Linked DNA regions of Homo sapiens: region 1 is linked to region 2. A link is a loop called in an ENCODE intact Hi-C map of the cell type or tissue named here. Cell type or tissue: ascending aorta. All regions are shown on one strand.

Evidence for each region. Hi-C counts contacts between places; a loop is a spot of excess contacts. Peaks named below come from ENCODE experiments on the same cell type or tissue, not always from the same donor. Only the 100,000 strongest peaks of a DNase experiment are listed, where the experiment ranks them.
Region 1: a loop joins it to region 2, with 7 times the contacts of the local background. A loop is called at or near these places in 1 of 110 quality-filtered maps.

The regions. Positions count from the first base shown.
Region 1 is chr2:220,547,910-220,550,409 of GRCh38, reverse strand. No RefSeq gene overlaps it. Among named protein-coding and RNA genes, the nearest start is that of MIR4268, 640 kb to the right of the region's middle. In ascending aorta, no CTCF peak of the experiment used is centred here; no DNase peak of the experiment used is centred here.
Region 2 is chr2:220,498,381-220,500,880 of GRCh38, reverse strand. No RefSeq gene overlaps it. Among named protein-coding and RNA genes, the nearest start is that of MIR4268, 590 kb to the right of the region's middle. In ascending aorta, no CTCF peak of the experiment used is centred here; a DNase peak (open chromatin) is centred at 1,350.

The DNA of each region.
Region 1 (2,500 bases), 50 kb before region 2:
TCATTTGCTCTACACCCTGTGGCTATCTGCCAGGCTTTCCCCACCGGTATGATTAGCTCCAGCTTCCTGACTCCCAAGAAGAATCAAAATTCTTACAGTAGTTTGGTAACAAGTGACAAATACACACTTCCAACAAGCTCAAGCGAAAGGGGAATACATTGACTAGTAGAATCCAAAGACAGAACCCCAGCTAGTGGAAGGACAAAGCTGTAGCTGGACCCAAGATCAACTGTAGATTTTGTTTTTAAGGCCATCTCTTTCCATTTTTTTCTGTTTCCTCTGGATGTGAAGATCATTTTCTCTTATGATTGTTCTCTATTTTATGGGGAATATGGCAGCACACAGCACCTGAATTCTATTCTTATTGCTTTTGTCACTAAATTGGATTCATTTCAACTCTTAGATCCCAAGTTCTAGAAATCCTTGTGAAATGATTCACTGATGTAACCAAATATCACACTAACCATGAGGTTTGGATGTGTAGGAGGAAAGACCACTCAGGATAAAAGGAAAATGTTGGAAGACAATCATATTATAGATATTTTTTTTTTTGCCTCACAGTGAAGTTAAGATATTAAGTCTAGTGTTTTATTTCTAGAAAAAAATATTAGAGAACCTGATGCAATCTGCCAAGCTTGGGAGGGGATAACCATTGGAGAAGACCTTCTGTTCTCTGGGCAAGAAGTATTCACCCTTTAATACTGGTATAGAAAATAATACTTTTCAATCTATGATGGGATGTATGGAGTCTTTATAGCCTCCTACAAATTGAAAATTATTACTATACAGTTTCAATTTGGATTTTTTAAATGGTATATAGAAATACTCTTTTTTAATCTAAAGATACACAAGGAAGCAGTGACGAATTGCATTTGTTCCAATTCTTTGGGTAGAAAAAGACCAAAGCACAGTCGGAAAAAATATATATAAACACGAAAAAGGGGCGATTTATTTATTAAAAAAATGGAGTGTTTCATGGACCCACAGGCCAGGAATGTGTATGTGTAACTTTTCAACATAGTGGTTCATATTGCTGCTGTGTGGATGGGTAAGTGGAAAAATATTGGCCAGACAATCTGATGAGTGGACACTATTCCAGTTCAAATTGGCCAATATTTATTGAGCACATTTTTTATGTGCAGGGCATTACACCACTCAACTTTTCATGCTTGTCAATCTATATGCTGTATTATGACACTTAAATGAATTAACTCTTTTAAAATTAAATGTGGTGCACCACTAAAAAATATACTGATACATATTAAGTTTGATTTGTAGCACACTCTGCTATCATGAAACAAAATGGTGAGTCGAGTTATAAGAATGTTGAGATGAGCACATTTCCTCCCACAGGTTTTAGTAACTATTGATTATATTCAGTAAGGGGAGAGGTCTATAGTTCACAAAATAACTATTATTCAGTAATAGAGTTGTCCCCACATACTATTAAGAAAATGGTTCTATAACCTTAGACTGTACTGAGGAGAAAAACATATCCAAGGGAAATATATGTGTGATTCTTCCAGATAATAGAAGACTTAAGGCCAGGCGCAGTGGCTCACACCTGTAATCCCAGCACTTTGGGAGGCCGAGGCGGGTGGATCACGTGGCCAGGAGATCAAGACCATCCTGACTAACATGGTGAAACCCCATCTTTACTAAAAATACAAAAAATTAGCCGGGCATGGTGGTGGGTGCCTGTAGTCCCAGCTATTCGGGAGGCTGAGGCAAGAGAATGGCATGAACCGGGGAGGTGGAGCTTGCAGTGAGCCGAGATTGCACCACTGCACTCCAGCCTGGGCGACGGAGTGAGACTGTCTCAAAAAAAACGACTTAAATAAGTTCATGGATAATACATCCAATGAGACCAGGGAGGACACTGTTTCCTGAACATAACCCTGCCCTCACCTGCCTCCAGGCCTTGGCTCAGGCTGTTGGCTCAACCCAAACGTCTTTGTTTCCAATTTGCTTATGTCTTCTATCCTTCCTTCAATATTCGACTGAAATTCTACCCACTCTTAGAAGCGCACCCCCAACAAATTTCCCAGCCAGTGTTAAGTATTCATTTGTTTACATCTGCTTAACAAAATGTTTGTACAAATACGTTTTTTTGCCTTTTCAGAGTTGGCCTTGCATCACACTGTGTGTGTATTTGTGTGTGTGTGTAGTTGTGTGTGATTTGTGTGTGTGTGTGTGTATTTGTGTGTGTATATACGTACATATATGTTGTCTCCACTAGATGCTGAGCTCATGGAAGATAAATGCCATGATGTTTTCCCCATTTATTTCTTTAATCATTAAATAAGTATTTCTGAGTGTCTATATTCACTGTGCTCAGCATTGTGAAGACACAAAAATAAATCAGTGTTTTATTCTCCAAGAATTTACAATATAGAAAATAGAAGGTAGGCAGAAAAAGAAATATAATGCAAGTCATTATAACATAAGTGACATAAGAGAGGTAGAGATGAAATGTTAGGAAAAATAGGAATGAGGAGGA
Region 2 (2,500 bases):
CCATTCCTTCCTCACTAGGCTTAACCATTTCTAGCTTTTGATTTAAACTGAGATATGTGTGACTCTCCCTTTTACTTGAACACTTAGAGACCTTTGTAGGGTTACTAACTGGCCTAACTTCAATATCCTTGTGTCTCAGGGGGTAGGGAGGCTGAAGAAAAGGGAGAGATGGGGTGTAGGGTTCAGTAGAGCAGTCAGAACACATACACTTATCAATTAGGTTCATCATCTTATATTGGCACAGTTTGGGGTACTCCAAAACAATTACAATAGTAGCATCAAAGATCACTAATCACAGATCACCATGACAATAATAATTAAAAATGGTATAATAATAACGAAAAGTTTGAAATGTGAGAATTACCATAATTTGACAGAGACACACAATGTGAGCTCATGCTGTTGGAAAAATGATGCTGATAGACTTGCTCAAGGAATGGTTGGTACAAACCTTCAATCTGTAAAAAATGCAGTATCTGTGAAGAGCAATAAAACAAAGCTCAATAAAATGAGGTAGCCTGCATGTAAATACACATGTGTAAACCATAAAAAAGTGATTTTTGTGCATATTAGTTGGAAATCTTTCAAGAATATTTAGGAATATTCTAAGGGAAAAGTGTATTAATATCCCAGAAAATTAATTTTTTTCCCAGTAGCTTAGGAATAAGTCAAATGGCTAAATTTCAGCTTTTGTTTTGGACATATTATCTAAATATATACATAGGTATTATATATATTCTTATATACTATATGTATTCTTATATACTATATGTATTATATATAGTATATCCATAGGGGATTGGTTCCAGGACCCTCTGTGGATACCAAAATTGTGAATGCTCAAGTTCTGCAGTTAGCCATGTAGAATCCATAGATACAGAGGATCAACTATATATAATTATTTTAAAATCTAAAAGGACATATACTAAACTCATCAGCATAATTTTATCTGGATGGAGGGTTAAAGCTGATTGCCAAAGAGGCTATCCATATAATAAACGATTAGTAAAATTTCAAACATTAAAAAAATACAAAATGGAGTAAAATAATAATAGTAGCTAACGTGTACTAAATCTTCATCATGTCACACACTCTTTCAGCTGTTTTGCATGTTTTAATTTATTCAATCATTACACAACTCTTATGAGGCAGGCACTATCATTATATATAAACCCATTTTGTAAAAGAGGTGATCAATGCCCAAGGGTTAAGCATTCTATCCAAGAGCACCAAAAGTTGAAAGATGGTGAGTGGAGGAGCTGGGACTGAGATCCAGGCAGACTGGCTCCAGCTTTGTGTTTAACCTCTGTGCTCTGAATGGCCCCTGAAGCTCTGCTCTGACTCACCAGAGGCCCTGCCAGCTCTGTTAGGAGACAGGCAGTTCCATCATCTGAGAGCAAAAATGCTGCGACATGTGCTTCACAACACTTGACTCTGCTTCTGGTGGGAGATCAGCAGCTCTTCACAGAAAACTACTCTCAACCTAACCCACTGCTATAAAGGAAGTCAAAAGCAGAACAAAGCACTGTTAACAAGGCAGAGAAAGGCCTGCCTCTTGACATTCCGGGGAACTAGCTTCTCTTAAAATAACTGATCAAGTTTCATGAAATATGGAATGTTTTCAAGACAAAAAAATGTAAAGTAGTACTTTCTTTTTCATTCAATGCATTTTAAGATTGGCTTTAAAGATATTGATCTGGCTTATGTGTTTGTTTTTTTCTCAAGGGAAAGATTGAATCATCTAAGATGTAGAGGCATAACTTGATTGGAAACTCAAAATGTAGTTTTTATCTGATTCAAAAATGTAGATAAAATAGGATGTCTCTTTACCTTCTTTCTTTTTGTGAACAGGTTTCAGATCAAAGGTCAATGAGCTGCTAAACATGGCAAATATGCATCTATTTCCTCTCCCTCTCCAAACTGTACAAAACTGACATAAACTCTCAGAGTAAAATCTCCAGTGGGAAATGAGAATGATGTGTTTAAGCATTTTAAACATTTTGTTGATGGGCATATGATAGAGATGCTGAAGGTCTAAAAGTACACAGAAAATAAGGCAAAAAAATTAAAAAGTCATTTTTAACTCTAAGAAAAAAATTAAGAGGGTTAATTAAGAAAAAAATGGTATCTTTCTAGGTTATGACCTGGGTTAGCAGAGCATTATTTATAGCATCCAAAATGAAGAAAGCAAAGATGATGGATTTAAGCAAAAGAGAATGTGATATAACAAGAGTGGAAAAGAGATTGGAGAGGAAGTATAATGAAGAGTTGAGGGAGATATAAGTCTCCAATCTTCCTCCACCATAGTGGGAAACCAATGTCCAAAAAAGGGAGCAGCTTTCTAATCAGGCTTTCATTTCCATTCCTTTCTAGAAACTAAGACCACAATTGCCTTCCACAGAGCCAAATCCAGTGGTCAATGCCAGTTTCATCTTATGTGGCCCAATGTAACGTCTGCACATTTTGCCATGCCTCTTTCTTAGCTGGCTTTCCACCTACA